Linked DNA regions of Homo sapiens: region 1 is linked to region 2. Evidence: read pairs that join two places in POLR2A ChIA-PET (ENCODE). Cell type or tissue: HepG2. All regions are shown on one strand. Each heading gives the region's core, and the rest is flanking DNA. Links, peaks and the distances in the headings are about the cores only.

Region 1 (8,743 bases), core at 582-8,581, 84 kb before region 2:
GCAGTGTTGCCATCTCGGCTCACTGCAACCTCCACCTCCCAGGTTCAAGCAATTCTTCTGCGTCAGCTTCCTGAGTAGCTGGGCCCACAGGCACGTGTCACCATCCCTGGCTAATTTTTGTATTTTTAGTAGAGACAGGGTTTCACCATGTTGGTCAGACTGGTCTTGAACTCCTGACCTCAGGTGAGCCACCTGCCTTGGCCTCCCAAAGTGCTGGGATTACAGGTGTGAGCCACCAAGCTCAGCTGGACTTGGGGAATTTTTATGGAGAACTGGAAATTATACTAGAGAAGTAGATGGAAATGTAAGTGCTAAAAACACAGTAGGTAAAAATAAAGTTTCACTGTATTGGTTTAATAGCCAATTAGATACACTGGAGATAGAATTAGTAAGCTGGAGAACAGGTTAGAAGAAAATATCTACTCTGAGACAGGGAGAAGCAAGAAAATGGCATATACAGAAAAGAACATGTGAGATATAGGAACTGGTAGTAAAGTCTATGAAAGGCTGTTGTCTCTCATCTAGTGTTGGGCCTAAAGTTGCTGCAGTCAGAAAGGCCTACAGGTAAAAAGAAAAGTTGGATGTCAAGTGGAAATACTGAGAACAAACTGGAATTTGCATCTTTCTTATACCTCCTTCGACCTTAATGACATGACGACCTGCAGGAAAAGATGGTGCCCTACGCCATTGAGCTTCAAGGACACCTGGCCTGAGACTTCTAGCAGCTAAAAAAAGAAATCTGTTGGGAGCTTAAGAAGCTGTGGAACCAAACGTTTTTCCTTATTACTGAGATGATCCTTTGATAAGTGACAACTTGTATAAATTGCACTGTTCCCTGGGGCTCTACATTGACCTTCAAAAAATAATAGCTGCTGATTTGGTGAGCCAGAAGGCCAGCAACACCATGTGTGAACTGAAACACTGCCCAGCATCCTATACTAAACATCAGAGAAAATTAGTTCTTGCTATACTTCCATCTTCCAAACCTTGTGGAGATTTCTCTTACGGCTAACTCTACCTTAGAACATATAGACAAGGGAATTCTGGAAAACATAGTTCTAATTTAGCTAAGTTAACATAGTACAAAAACACCAAAGACAAAAGGGGGAATAAATGGAGTTAAAATGTTTTTAAGGTTTGTATCATGTCCATAAAGTGATAAAAGTACTAATTTTATTAAATTCTAATAAGTCAAGTAGGCATGCCATAAACTCTAAGATAACCACTAAAGGAAGAATAAAAGAATATTTATCAAGCTAATGATTATCAATCTAATAGAGGAGGAAAAAAGGGAAGTAAAAATAGTTATTCTGTCTAAATGAAGATGAGAAAAAAGAGAGAAATGAACATAAAATGTAAAAGCCAACAAATAATAAGCTAGTTGATTTAAACCCAAATATATTACTAAATGCATTAAGTTAAACTTGAATGAATTTCCAATTAAAAAAGATTGCCAGATTGAATAAGTATTAAAATCTGCTACTATCCTGCTTTCAATATACCTAAAATACAAAACTATAGAAAGATTTAAAATAAAAGATGGAAAAGAATATAACATGCAAATAGTAGCCAACATGAAGCTGGCATAGCTATACTAATATTGGACAAAGTATACTTTAAAGCAAGAAGCAGTTCTAGAGCAAAAGATGGATATTTTGTGATGTAAAGTGTTTGATTTACCAGGGAAATAAAACAACAATTCTAAATGTATATGTACCAAGTAAAATTCGCAGAACTAGTAGGTGACAGACAAATCCACAATCATAATGAGAGACTTTAATTCACCTTTTAGTGGTAGAAAAGTACATACAAATATGCAAAATTAGTAATGATATAGAAAATTTAAGCAACAAAATAAACAACTGATACTAATTGACATAAATGATATACCCAATAAATGCGGAATACGTATTATTTTCAAGTATGCATGGAACATTTAAGAAAGTTGACCATATCATAAATGAAAAAGTAAATTTCAACCTATTTCAAAGGTTTAAATCATACAGAGTAGGATCTACAAATTTATTATCTAAATATCTATATCAGAATACCATTTGACCCAGCCATCCCATTACTGGGTATATACCCAAAGGACTATAAATCATGCTGCTATAAAGACACATGCACGCGTATGTTTATTGCGGCACTATTCACAATAGCAAAGACTTGGAACCAACCCAAATGTCCAACAATGATAGACTGGATTAAGAAAATGTGGCACATATACACCATGGAATACTATGCAGCCATAAAAAATGATGAGTTCATGTCCTTTGTAGGGACATGGATGAAATTGGAAATCATCATTCTCAGTAAACTATCGCAAGGACAAAAAACCAAACACCACATGTTCTCACTCATAGGTGGGAATTGAACAATGAGAACACATGGACACAGGAAGGGGAACATCACACTCTGGGGACTGTTGTGGGGTGGGGGAGATGGGGGAGGGATAGCATTAGCAGATATACCTAATGCTAAATGACGAGTTAATGGGTGCAGCACACCAGCATGGCACATGTATACATATGTAACTAACCTGCACATGGTGCACATGTACCCTAAAACTTAAAGTATAATAATAATAAAATTAAAAAAAAAAAAAAGAAAGCTAGGAAGCCCTTCATTGTGGGGCTTGTAGATTGTCTCCTTTCTCGTTAAAAATAAAAGATTTTCTTGAGCCTCTCATCCTAGATGTCATGGTGTCATTAACAGGAATAAGAAAGTTGGGAGAAGAAGAAATTTGATAAAGCATAAAGATATGATGTGAACATGAGAATGGCCTGATCATATGGAATAGTATAGCAGGGGCTTCATGTAGCTCTAGAGTCATCCAGTAGTTTGAGCCCTTCATACCTAGAAACTCAGGCTTTGTGTCCCTCTTCAACCACTGTATCTCCCATTTATTTTCCAGGCCTTTGATGTTTAATAGTTTAAATTACCTTATTCATTCAAAAATATTTGGCAAGTGACTTCTGTGTCTCAAACATTATTCAGGGTCTTGTAAAAAACATAGAAAAGCTATTCTATACCTACACCATTTCTAAAATATGTTTCATTAATAAAATTTACTTTTTTAGGAATGATTTAAAACACTAAAGAAATACAAACTTATAATAATTTTGAAATTTTTAACAAATGAATTTTATTTATTTCATTTTATTCAGTTGAATTAAATGAAGAAAAGCACAAAGAACTAATAGAGAAAAAGGAGATGGAAATTTCAGAGTTAAATGCAAAGCTAAGAAGTCAAGAAAAAGAAAAACAAAATGAAATAATCAAGCTACAACTAGAAGTAAGTGTTTAAGAGTCTGCTAAACTTGAGGACACATCCCTTAGTCTAAACTGTACTTTGATTGTTTTTCATCACAGTGAGATACATTTTAGGATTAGAAGCAATTCTGTGAGAGGGCTTCACACATGCTCATTCTCCACCAAATGATTGCAGTAATCACATACCATACAACTGTCATCTGCATTGCCTTTCAGCACTTGACCTGAAAGTGGACCCTTGAGTTGTTCGAAAGTTCCTGGTTTTTAGGGAGGATATTGCTTCCTCTGAGAACTTTTCTTCTCAGTATTTCCCACTTGACATCCAACTTTTCCTTTTAACTGCAGGCCTTTCTGACTGCAGCAACTTTAGGCCCAACACTAGGTGAGAGACAACAGCCTTTCATAGACTTTACTACCAGTTCCTGTGTCTCATATGCTCTTTTCTGTATATGTCATTTTCTTGTTTTTCCCTGTCTCAGGGTAGATATTTTCTTCTAACCTATTCTCCAACTTACTAATTCTATCTTTAGTGTATCTAATTGGCTATTAAACCAATACAGTGAAACTTTATTTTAGCTATTGTATTTTTAGCACTCACATTTCCCTGACAGAAAACTCAAGGATTATCTGCATTTTATGGTAAATTCTATGTAGGTTTCATAATTTCTACCATTCCAGCATGGGAAGAATGTTTCTAACGCTTCACATTTATTCTCATCCCAGCCGAAATTTGTCAAAACCCAGTAACCAACTAGAAATTTATTTTGCTTTATTTCTCATTAAAAAAACAAATTTCTTCCTAATAACTTTCTGGAAGAATATATATCCTGGGGGCAAACAAACCAAATTCCTACAATTTTTTTTTTAAGGGACTTCTAATAGGGCATCTCAAAGGCTGAGGCTCTAACTCTTTGCTCAAAAGTCTTGAGTAGGCCGGGTGTGGTGGCTCACACCTATAATCCCAGCACTTTGGCAGGCCGAGGCGAGCGGATCACCTAAGGTCAGGAGTTCGAGACCAACCAGGCCAACGTGGTGAAACCCGCCTGTACTAAAAAAAAATTACAAAAATTAACTGGGCGTGATGGCAGATGCCTGTTATCCAGCTACTCAGGAGGCTGAGGCAGGAGAATCACTTGAACCCGGGAGGCAGACTTAGCAGTGAGCCGAGATTGTGCCACTGCACTCCAGCCTGGGCAACAGAACGAAAAAAATAAATAAATAAACAAACAGTCTTGAGTAGTTCATTTAACCGGATATCACAATCTCAAATGTACTTTGACAAAATATTTGTCCTTTAAATGTTTTCTAGACTCTATCAATCTACCCTTCCATCATTCTTCCGTTGCTTCCCCCCACCCCAACTTTCATTTTACCTTGTAAGAATTCACAAGTCTTAATTAAAATCACATACTACTCATATTCCTGAAACTTTGGAATCCCCAGGGTACTTGGTGAGTTACCTTGAGTAATCACTGGGCAGAAAGAGGACTGATGTTGACTTTAGATACCCTTTGCTGCTGGTGCTGCTGCTGCTGCTGCCATCTGACCAAGTGTACCACAAACCACAGGAAAGGCTGAATGGCCAACTGAAATTAATAGGCCATGTTTCAAGATCTACTACCAACTTCTAATCCTCCTCTGTTTGGAAATTTGCATTTTGTTTGCCATTTGGGCCTTATCACTGGTCTATTATTTGACTGGTATACACAGCTCCTTATTTGTTTTCATTGTACCTAACCATTTCTCTCCTCAAACCAGAGCATAATCTCAGAGTTTATTCTTAGTCCTCAGAGAGGCTATGTTAACTAAATCTGAAGAGAAGAGTTATATAATGGAATATTGTGCAAAAACAAAAAAAAATTGGCCTGTTAAGAATGGCCTATGAGAACTTTTTTAACCTGATTCAGTTTAATTGAAACCAGCAAGGGTTCAAACTATATCGACAAGATCGTATTCAAATTCTACTGTTCAGCCTCAAAGTTCCTGCAGAAAGCTAGGTGAGGTTTTCTTCCTTGACTGTTTATTACATTTTCTTTATAATACACTCATTTTAACGTAAAAATATTTTTACCTATATTTAAGTTAAACTAGATTCTAAACCCTGTCTGCACTATAGAATCACGTGATGTTTTGAGAAAAAGATGACGCTAGCTGCACACCAGAATCTCTAAAGTAGTGCCCAGGCATTTGGTACTTTAGAAACAAAGAAAAAAAAAACCTCTCCAGGTAATTTTGCCGTGCAATCAGGGTTAATCTTGTTTTTCTGTTCTTTGCTCTTTCTGAAAAATTATTTCTTAAAGAAAGATTTTTCTATTGTCTATACTGTAATTTACACCTGAATTACAGATTACATGTCAAAGGATAACATGGATTATAATTATAGAAACAATTGTTTCTAATTGTCTAGAGTTTCAATAACTTTCTTTTCAATTTGATTCAGTTTGATGCCAAACTAGCAAGAGTTCAGACTAAATCAAAATCATATCAGGATTCTACTGTTTTGCCACAAAGTATCTACAGAAGGGTATGTGAGTTTTCCTCTCAGTATTTGTTGCTTAAGAAAACTTTCTAAGCATGTTTCTATAAAAATCATCTAATTCTTATTAACAATATAAGGTATTTTTTAAAATACCAATAGCAGAAGTGCATTTCTTTGTTATTTTGTTGTTCCTTGTACTAAATTTTATTTCTGAATTCTAATAACAAATTTTTTGTTTCGTTTAGAAACTTCAGCATTTTCAAGAAGAAAAAAACAAGGAGATTGCAATTCTTCGTAATACCATTCGCGATTTAGAGCAACGCCTTTCTGTTGGCAAAGATTCTCACCTTAAGCGTAGACGGTTTTGAGCTTAGCAGTAAATTCATTAGTTGGTATTTATTTAAAAGCAATCGAAAGTTTCACTTCTGTTTTCAATATATGCATACAGCCTACATAACAAACGAAGTCAGCTTTAAGGTTTTTATTGAATTTATTTGGACAAATCCGTACTGTATCCAATTCTGTACTGCATTCTTGCTTAATAGTATTAACCATAAAGGAGGTCAGGTTTATAGGGTTTGGTTTACCTATTAAACCATCATTGACTATGGAAATACTTACTAAGCAATATAGAGACAGACAATATTATCTTTCCCCTTATATCTTTTAAGACAGCCACTCAAGTTTTAGAAGAGTATGATACAACATTAGAGAAAGAAAGATACAAAGGCTTTATTCATGTGTGATAGTAAAAATCAGGATGAGTCTTAGATATACAAAAGATAAATGGATATTTAAAATAGTTATATATGCTTTTTTAGCAAAATATTCACGTGTTAAGTATTTCTGGATCTTAAAATACAAAATCCACTTATTTTATTAGTTAAAAGTAGAAGATTGAAAAGACAAAGTAATATTGTTTTGAGAGATAAGTAAAGAAAAAAATGGAAAGCATGTCTTTGTTGTTCTTCCTCCATTCTAAACTGCTAATTATCCAACAGAAACCCCTAGGTCATAGTTTACGTTTCTATTCTCATTAAAGCAAATAGAACACTGGAAAAAGAAAAAAAAAGACATATTAACCAAAAGCTGCAATCACCTTTCAGTTGCTCCATCATAAAAAATATGGTTTGAGTCAATATTTCTATGACATAAAATTTAAAATCTGGAAGCCAATTCAGTAGATTTCTCCATGTTTGCACAAATCTAATTTCTATTTTTGGTTCACTAATTTGGTAGTTTATAAAAATGCTGGAAATGAAATTGTGTCTAGACTAAATTGGGGAGTATGTCCTATTTTAAATATTTAGTTTGAAGGTCATTCTCACTTTTTTGCCTGATTCTTTCAGCGTCAACTGGCACTGGCTTCTGTGGGTATAAGCTGCTGACTTATTTGTCAGGCAGCTGGAGGCAAACGTCACTGACAAGATTCAGTTATGTTCTCCTCTGCCCGAAGTCCCTGTCAGCTACATAAAGATGGGAGGTTTTCTTTACACTGTCAGGTGATTGCAGACCCTGTTTTTTCAAATATCAGATGTCGACAATGGCAGCATCAGCTCCTAGGAGCCAACTCTGAATCTGTGGGCAATTTACAGAGTAATTGATTTATACATCTCTTTCGACAGAGCTTCTTTTGTAAATCTTGTAAATCTTCACTTGCTGGCATATCTCGGTTCTCTGGGTGACCCTGCCTATGCTGACCCTTGTGCTTATGGTGGTGATGAAGGCCTGGAGGAGCAGGATGAGTAGGAGCATTTGGTGCTCCTGGTTGCTGATTCTCTGAAAGCTCACTGCTGCCAAGGTGCTGATGTCCATGATTGTGATGATGCTCATGATGGTAATGAGGCGATGGAGTTTCAACTGTTTTATCCACAGTAGCCAAAGATACACGTTTACAAAAGTCTTCATCTTTGAGAGTCTGGAACAAATTTATAAATCACTTTTTAACAAGCTTATAGAGATAGGAATAATGCGTGAAAAATGATTTGTAGAGCTAACATGTGAAATTCCAACTAGTTAATTAGAATCGAGCTGGCTTTGTATTATATTAATGAGAAAGAGTCTGATGTTAGTCTCAACACCTAGACATTTTATTAAAGGCTTAAAAAGAAAGCCAAACCACTGTACTTATATTTGCAGAAGCAAATGAAGTAAACTGGCAAAAGGAACTTGGATTGCAGGAAAGTCAAAGTAATATCAAATCCTAAATTCAGTTGATCTGGGCCGAGCATGGTGGCTCATGCCTGTAATCCCACCACTTTGGGTGGCCGAGGGGGGCAGATTACTTGGGCTCAGGAGTCGGAGACCAGCCTGGGCAACATGGCGAGATCCTGTCTCTGCAAAATATACAAAAATTAGCTGGGTGTGGTGTCAGATGCCTGTAGTCCCAGCTACTTGTGAGGCTGAGGTGGGAGGATCGTTTGAGCCTGCAAGATGGAGGTTGCAGTGAGCTCAGATGGTGCCACTGCACTCCAGCCTGGGTGACAGAGTCAGACCCTATCTCAAAAAAATAAAAAATAAATAAAAAATCAGTTGAACTATATGGAAACTTCTGTACCTGTGTCAACGGTGCATCTTATCTAATACTATATGATACTGTAATCTAATATTATCTCTGATAATTCAAAAATGCTAATAAACTCTGCTCAAATGTGTTAGTTTTTCATACTTCATCCTATGCCAGGAAATGTTTTGAACTTCACCAAAGCTTTGCTAATGTCTCCCTACCATAAGGCTGTCAGCTGAAAATAGCAAATTACTGCCCGACTCCCATTGACCATAATATCCATTCCGCATGATCCTAGTTCTTTAATTTACTGGAAGTCTTTACTGTTTTGTGGTACCTACTAATCAGAGACTCAAAGCCTATAGATACAGAAATGTAACAGTAAATCTCAACCTAAGGCTAATTTGCAAATAAAATTACAAAATCAACTTAGAACCCAAAGACTCACTAAGTGATATGCTTTTGATGTTTTGAAGGTTTTAAAA
Region 2 (8,743 bases), core at 158-8,157:
TAGCTTTGTGTATTTGGTAATTCAGAGGCCTGCTAAACTCAAGAGCATATGGAGGGGTCTGGGACAAAGACCAGAGGGAAACAGAGAGCTCAAACCTTTGAGTCCCTCTTGGCTGTTTTATCAAGTTCTCTTTAAAGCAAGTGACCTTCTAACCATTGAGGACTCAAAGCCAGTAGGAAGAGCACAGAAAGTGAAAGGCATCAGAGTTGTCCTTGGGATGAAAGCAGAATCTCTGTGATGGTAGTGTTCTTGCTGGGGCAGTCATATCAGTAATATCCCTGAAAATCCTCGTACTATGACTCTAAACTTAAAAAAATAAAATAGAGACAAAAAAAGGAAGGGACGAGCAAGAAAGCTAACCCTGAAAATTTTTCAGTATCAAATTATAGCAACAGACCTTTTGTCCACCGTAGAGTTAAGAAAACTAAACAAACACTACGGTTACACAGAAACCAGATGTCTCTGCTACACTGACAGGTTGCATGCTGGAATTCCAGATGCTATTCTGTTGACCAAGATACATATTCACACATTTTTTGAATTATTGTAATCCTAAAGTGAATTGCCCAAAATGCAAAAAGAACTCCCTTTGGGGTGTTTTTTTAAAAAGGTGAGTTAGGAGAAAAAAGTTACCAATTTTATTTTAAGAACTAAAGCCAGCTACTTAAGAGTCTGAGTGTTAGGATCTGAAAAAGATAAGCTGGCTTCACTATAAAAATTGTGAATTCAGCATTTAGCTTTTTCAATGAAAAAGAAGAAAAGACTAGGAAAAAGAAGAGAATGTTTGTCCTGATATTTAGCTCTTCTCTAGGTATAGGCCACATCTTAAATCATTAGATGTCAAAAACGAAAAAGCATTTTGTAGGCCTGTGCTCAGGAAAGTGTATCAATAAGTCTATTTTCTGCTCATGCATGTGTGTGTGTGTGTGTGCGTGTGTGTGTGTGTGTGTGTGTGTGTGTTTAGGTGGGATTTGGAGTGGATTTCCATTTCCATGGGGATGGTGGGTAGTCTGGAAAGCAGAAAATCTAAAATTCTCTGTCTTGGAACTTAAAGTAAAGCTTCCTGGTGACCTACTGCCAAGCTGATGATCAGGCCTCAGCACAGGCAGGAACAGCAGACAGTCCAGCTCTGACCTCACAAAGGGAAACTTCAGTCTATAAATGCTAATCAAACATATCGCCCTGCAGGATCCACTTGTAAGAGAATTGCCTCTAGAGTGGACTTTGCTATGAACTCGTCTCTGAGGCTGTTTTATGATCTTTATGATAGTCAGGCATTGGGAGGGTGATCATTTTAGGTTACCAGGGCCCTAGCCTTGATTTGCACCATATGACCCAGGCAGATTTCCAAGAGAAAGAATCTGCAAGCCAAACCAGTGGATCTTAATCTAGAGTCTTCAGACACTCAAGGTGTCCTTGAAAGTAACAATAAAAGTCTGAGAAGTTTCTTTAAGATAGTGTTTTCTAAAAAGCATATCTTCATTTGCTCACTATAATGCTGCAAATGCTTGCTAGATCCCCAAGTTTCTATGCTTTTAGCTAAAATTATGTCATTCATTTTAGAAACAAGAGTAATTAGTCATTGACCACAAAATTCAATATGTGAAAAATCTAAGCATAAATTAGACTGGTTCCTTATATGATAGAAGTATTTTCTACTTCACTAAAATATTTGCAGTGTTTACATATTAGCATTTTCTTATATTTTTTACCTTAACTTTTTAATATATATTGAGTCACTATAAGCTTATAGTTATAATTCTGCCAATTTCCTTGAGAATTGTGTTTTCAGTTAAGTTCCCAAACAAACAAGTGTTTTAACAGACACTTGGGCTAAGAGATTGGCTAGTAGTTCTTTTTGTAAGTTGAGAATTTTAATGAGGTTAAAATATAAATTTAAAACTGTTTCATCTCTGCATGAATAAATGGACTTACTCTTCCACCATTTTATAGTGATGGTAAACAATGATAGCATGTTGATTTATTCAGAATTTGTAGTGTAAATTTCTACTGCGTAAAGTATACACACAATTTGTAAAAATTAAGGATAAAGAGGACTAATGGAGTAGCCATCTTCCTTCCCCTCCTCCTATATGCCCAAAGTAATTTAGAGTTGATTTGAAGCCACTTCTCTAGCAATTGGACTTGCATAGAATCGTGGGGGTTCACACATCACCAGCCCAGGAAACTTCAGGCTGTCCTTTGTTACTCTGTTTACTGAAATTGACATATCAGCAAGTTCAAAATTATCCTGAATAGTAGTTTTGGCATGTTCTACCTCTGGACCAGTGATAACTGTAGTCAGTGTATAATCCTTCCTGTTCAAATGGCCACACAGATTTCCTTAATGGCTTGACCTGCCAAGAGCTGGAGGCCTTAATCATCCCAGGAAAGAGGATGCCAAATACGGAGGATTTTAATTACTCTCATTTTCTTGGAGGAAAATCTCTTACAATCTTTGAAATATATTGCTTAGAACATTCCATATCTGAAAAGTAATGTTTTCTGTTAGCATCTATTGTGCAATTGGCTATAATGTGTTTACTTAAGAAAATATGGAGATGGCTTTTAACTAATTCAAAAACACAGTAAGACAGGGTATGTACACAATATTACATTTACTTAGTATGACAGTAAAGAATCCTTGTTCCCTTTTCTGGGACTTTGAGTTTAGCTCAACAAGATGGTTGCTACATAACTGTTTGAAATATTGATGCCATATAATTTTTAAAAATAGTTTTAAAGGGTGATTTGTTTTGTATTTCCTTGAACTCAAACCCTGAGACAAGGACTAGGTGCAAGCAGTTTATTTAAAAAGATCTACTAGGGAACCAGGTCAAGGGAGCTTGGAGAGGGACATGAGGAAGCAGGGAGAGCTCATGTAAGGATGCATTACTGAGGTCCCTGCCATCAGCAATGGAGATTCAATTCTGCTGGGACTTCTGAGTGGTGTACAGACTTTCTCTGAATGGTTCACCTGAAAGATGGAAGGCGGAGCAAATACTCCAACACCATTCTCCCAAGGGTTGGTCTCAAGGGCTTTAACCCCTGGCACTTCTGATCTGCTCTTGCACAAGCCAAAGATGTTCCCAGGGCCTGGGAGATGGCCTGGGGCAGAATGTGGAAAGACAAAAAGCAGGAGCCTCTTTTATTTTATATTTTATTTTGTGATAAGAGCATTTAGGATCTATGCTCTTAGAAAATTAGGTATTCAATACAGTATCTTTAACTACAGGTGCTATGCTGTACAGTAGGTCTCTAGGACTTATTTATCTTATATAACTGAAATTGTGTGCCCTTTGACCAACATCTTCCCTCTAGCGGACAGCTTGACTGCAAACTCATGACAGAATGTGGCCAAAACTACCCAGCTAAGCCACTCAGGTATTCCTGACACTGAGAAACTATAGGATATAATAGATTTTTTGTTGTTTTACGCTGTTGAGGGTAATTTATTTTGCAGCAATTGATAACCAATAGACTGTCCATATAAAGTAGAATATTGTGTGGTAATAAAATATCAGATTTTCAAAGAATTTTTGAGGATATGAAAAAGTGATGAGTATACAACATTAAGTGAAAACAGCAGGAAGCAGAACTATGTAGTGCGTGTTAATCACATCTGTTATTTTCTTCTGATCAGCAGATGTCTTTCCCCTCCTTCTTCTGCTAATAGAACTTCCCTTTCCTATGGGAAAAACATCTCACGTGTTTCAAGTGGTGCTTTGACTCCAACCCACATAGGTCAAAAACGTTAATTAGATTAAATTAAGGTAACTCATTTCCTTGGTACATCATGAAAGACAGGCTAATGAAAACAAGTCCTGGACCTTTTCTTCCTAGAACTTGGTTAAGGAAAAGAAAGGCCTTAACTCCCAAATAAAGATGGTGAAGATATCAGACACCCTAGGTTGAGTAGTTATTAAAGTCAGAACCAGCTTTAGACTTCTCAGTCATAAGCCAATAAACTCTGTTTGCTTAAGCTAATTGGGCTTGGGGTTCTGCCTGAATACAAATACAATATACAATATCATCCCATAATTGTATATAAAATGAATAAATAAAATTATTCACAAAGAATAATTTGGGGTAAATCTACCAAACGTTATCACTAGTTCTAGCTAGATTTCATATTATTGAACTTGCCATATCAGAAATTTTTAAAACAAAACTTCTTAGCCCTCACAGTTGGAAGCTTTGACTCAGTAGTTCTGGATTACAGACTAGATCTTTTATTGAATATTTCTATGTGTTTGTGAGTTTTCCAAAATTTCTCTTGATTTCTAGTTTTATATCATTCTGTTCAAAAAAGATATTTGATATGATTTCAATCTTCTTAAATTTGTTAAGACATATTTTGTGGCATATATGATTACATATTATCTGTCCTGGAGAATGTTCCTTTTGTGCTTAAGAAGAATGTGTATTCTGCAGCTATTGCAAGGAATGTCCTGTGTATGTCTGTTAGGTCCATTTGGTCTAAGGTATAGTCTAAGGCTAGTGTTTCCTTATTGATTTTTCTATGTGGATGATCTGTCCATTGCTAAAAGTTAAGTATAGCAATCTCTTACTGTTATTGTGTTATAGTCTAATCTCTTCCTTCAGATCTATTACTATTTGCTGTATATATTTAGGTACTTTTGTGTGGGCATGTATATATTTACATTCGTTATGTCCTTTGGCTAAATTAACCTCTTATCATTACATAATGACCTTCTTTGTTTCATTTTACACTTTTTGACTTAAAATTTATTTTACCTGTTCTAAGTATAGCTATTCCTGCTTTCTCTTGGTTTCCATTTATATCACTTTCATTCTATGTGTTGTATTCTTACAGATGAAGTGAGTCTCTTGTAGGCAGGTTATGATTGGGTGTTTTTTTTTATTCATTCAGCCACTCTATGACTTTTGATGGAAGAATTTAATTCTTTTAAACTCAAGATAATTATTGATAGATAAGGATTTGCTATTGCCATTTTTTAAATAGTTTTCTGATTGTTTTGTAGAACCTTTGTTTTTTTCTTCTCTTGTTGGTCTTTCTTTGTGATTAAGAAATTTCCTCCAGTGTTATGCTTATATGTTTTGATTTCTTTTTTAAAAAAATCCTTTTTTACTTACTATAGGTTTTTGCTTTGTGGTTACCATGAGCACCATGAGGCTTACAAAAAAATCTTATAATGGTGATAAGCTGATAACTTGACTTTGATAGCATTAAAAAAACTCTACACTTCTACTCCACCTCTCCCTACATTTATAATATTTGATGTCACAATTTCCCAGTTTTTATTCATGAGGTAAATTTCAGCCACCTCTTTTAAAATGGGAAAAGAAGAGAAGAAGTATAAAACCTGTACACCAAAATTAAAACTCTAAGCCCCCACCGCACCCCACCGCCAACCATCTGAATGGGCCCCTCCTCTAGGCCAGGGCACTCCAAAGTTAACCTGAAAAGCTGATTTAGGCCATGGTGGGAAGTGGGGTCAGACATGGCTCATTATACCCTCTTCCCTTTTAGAATTCAGGAAAACCCAGCCAGCGTTTAATATCAACACAGATCTTAAGTGTGATGAGAAACGTTTATAATCTGTTATCTCTGAAGCCTGCTACCTGGAGGCTTCATCTGCAAGATAAAACTTTGGTCTCCACAACACTTTATCATAACCCAGACATTTCTTTTTATTGATAATAACTATTTCAATCAATTGCCAATCAGAAAAATTTTAAATCTACCTATAACCTGAAACCCCTCTCCCCCTCACGGTCCCCTGCTTCAAATTGTCCTGCCTTTCTGGACCAAACTAATTTACATCTTAAATGTGGTTAATTGATGTCTCATGTTTCCCAAAATGTATACAACTAGGCTGTGCTTTGACCACCTTGGGCACATGTCCTCAGTATCTCCTGAGGGCTGTGTCGCAGGCCACTGATCACTCATGTTTGAATCAAAATAAATCTCAAATATTTCAGAGTTTCACTCTTTTTGTTTACATCAGGATAGGTCAGTTCATGTTAACTTACTTTCCTGGTGGGATGGTGTTGAAGAGAGCCTGAGAACTTCTCAAAAACAAGGAAGAAAAGGTAACAGCAGACAAAAAAAGACAGACTAGCATCAATACGTTCTCCCTTGTTATCCCCATCTTGAGAAGGGGGCACATGGATTTGCCCTTTGATCTTGCACTCTCACCTAGAACACAACCACACTGGCCTATTACACTCCATAGACCTCAAACCACACTAATCCACTATTTACATTCACTTTCACCAGTTACCAGGGGAAAATAGCACATGTGGGGTTACAAAGGCTACATGATTGGGCTACCCAATTAGAACTTCACTGTGAAACTTCAGGACAAAATGCAGATCTGAAGATCATCCCAAAATGCCCAATAATGTTGGCTATGCTGACCCCAGCTGCTGGACTCCATTCCTTCTATGCAAGCTAAGTTCTCAGGCAAAAGTCTCTTGGAGTGTTTCTGCAGGGAGCAGAGAGCAAACTCTGCCCTCCAAGTTCTGTATCTTTGCCCTTAAAACTCAGCTCTCTGAAGGGAACCATATAATATTTCTGTAATATCTCTCATAAGCAAGTAAAGATCCCTCCTTAGACTCCCTTAATTCACCTCCAACTACTGCTTTGTTCCTCAGCAACCCTTTAGAGAAAAACCTCTAAATAGAGTTGTCTGTTCTTACTGTCTTCACTTCCTTGGCTCTCATTGTGGTTTCAGCACACACTGATTGAGTGTTCACCCCTCTCACTCCCCTGAACTTGGCCTTCTCCAGACACCAGTGATCTCCATCTTAATTTACCTGTAACCATCATTGTAGCAGGTTATCACCTCCTTCCCCTTGAAAATTCTTCAGATCTCACTGGACATCTCCATTCTGCCTCTATTGATGACTCCTTTACTTCTTCCAACATTTTACCTCAGTCTTCAACACTCTTGTCTATCTACTCCCCTCTCCTTGAGTGGTCTCACTCAGTTCCATGGCTTTAAATACATTTAGATATTGAATCTCAAACCTACATCTTTACATTGGCTTAAATCTCCAGCTGCCTACTTGACATCTATGCTTGGTGAACCCTAGTCAGCCTCTCCACACTTCCTTGTTTCAATAAATGGCCCCAATATTCACCTAGTTTTTCAGACTCAAGGCATAGGAGATATTTTTACTCTTTTCTTTACACCACACCTCCAACTCATCAGAAACTTCCATTTATTCCACCTTCAAAATTTATTTCAAACTTCACCACTGTTTACCACTTTCACTGCTGCTATCTATACCAAAGAAACCATCTTTGTTCACCTAAATCCCTGCGGTAGGCTTGCACCTGGACTCCCTGATTCCTTTTATACTCTTAAGTGGTCAGGTCTCCAGATAGCAACTAGAATGATCTGCCTAAAACATAAATCAGATAATGCCTCACCCCTGCCTCAAAGTCCTACATAACACTTTGGATTTTGGTTGTTGTTTTTGTTTTGTTTTTTGAGATAGGGTCTTGCTCTGTCACACAGGATGGAGTACAGTAGCATAATCACAGCTTACTGCAGCCTCGACCTCCTGGCTCAAGCAGTCCTCCTGCCTCAGCAACCTGAGTAGCTGGGACTACAAGTGTGCAACGTCAAGCCAGGCTAATTTTTTATTTTTCGTAGACATGGGAGTCTCACTACATTGCCGAGGCTGTCCTCCAACTCCTAGGTCCAAGCAATACTCCTGCCTTGACCTCCCAAAGTTTTGTGTTTACAAGAGTGAGCCACCATAATAGGCTTCCCATAATACTTTGAATGAAACCCAAACTCCTTACCATGTCCTATAAGGTCTAAAATAACTGGCTTTTGCCTATTTCTCCAGTTTCACCTCTTTTTATTTTCTGGCTCACTTCTGCCAGTTTGACCAAATTGACCTTCTTCCTTTTCCTACAGCAGATCAAGCTCATTCTGTGCTGGATTGTCACTCTGTCCAGAATGCCCTTCTCCCTAGACATTCATATGGCTCACACTCTCCCATCTTTCCAATGTCCACTCTCTTGTCACCTTCCCAGAGAGACCTCCCTGACTGCTTCATCTTAAATAACCACCCTCTCCATCTCCTTACTCTCCAGCCTATTAACATGTTACATTTCTTCGTACTTTTCCTAACAGTATATTACATATGTATTTGTTTATTGTTCTTTCTCCTCTCTCCTACATGAAAACAAGGAAATTGTTCATTGTTAAATTCTATATGCCCAACATCTAGAACTAAGCCAAGCACTTAGTATGAGCTCAATAAATATTTGCTAAGTGAATGAGTGTATTGAGCATGGGTGACTGAAAGATGGCTAACAGTTAAAGGCAGGGTCTTGGAAAGTATATCCCAGAGAGAAGTGAACTCCCAGATAGCAAGTCTGCTTAAAGAAACTGACCTTCTCTCTGATTTTCAGACTATATGAAGCCATTACTGAAATGTCACCTGGGGATTGCTAGTGACTGTTCTTCAAACCTGTCTGAATAGTTACTGAAAGCCAAGCTTTTAACTACCATTTTCAGATAATAACAGGAAGTAGAAGAGACAGTCAGATGACCAGCATCAGAACAGCTCTGTAGCAAAAGGCACGTGAGAAAGGAACCATGCATATCCCAGTCTGAGTTTATCCTAGGATTTAACAAAGTGAAGAACAGAACACAGGAAAATTAGCAACATATCAGAGAGAGGGAAAAAAAAAAAAGATCAACAGAGAAATAAATAAAAACAAATTAAATCTGTG

The links. ChIA-PET counts read pairs that join two places held together with the same protein. Peaks named below come from ENCODE experiments on the same cell type or tissue, not always from the same donor. Only the 100,000 strongest peaks of a DNase experiment are listed, where the experiment ranks them.
Region 1: POLR2A ChIA-PET joins it to region 2 with 6 read pairs; 2 of 35 experiments call an interaction of 5 or more read pairs at or near these places.

The regions. Positions count from the first base shown.
Region 1 is chr5:42,793,662-42,802,404 of GRCh38, forward strand. It overlaps CCDC152 (coiled-coil domain containing 152), which reads left to right. Exons shown (of 9, transcript NM_001134848.2): 7 at 3,168-3,295; 8 at 5,714-5,797; 9 at 5,998-8,743. The coding sequence ends at 6,120. SELENOP (selenoprotein P) reads right to left here. Exons shown (of 5, transcript NM_005410.4): 5 at 6,219-7,670. The coding sequence ends at 7,059. Among named protein-coding and RNA genes, the nearest start is that of SELENOP, 14 kb to the right of the region's middle. In HepG2, for the core only: no CTCF peak of the experiment used is centred there; a DNase peak (open chromatin) is centred at 4,870.
Region 2 is chr5:42,878,303-42,887,045 of GRCh38, forward strand. No RefSeq gene overlaps it. Among named protein-coding and RNA genes, the nearest start is that of SELENOP, 71 kb to the left of the region's middle. RefSeq lists an enhancer at 8,551-8,743. In HepG2, for the core only: a CTCF peak has its summit at 3,325 (motif pointing left); DNase peaks (open chromatin) are centred at 164, 1,160 and 3,324; H3K4me3 peaks cover 537 bases.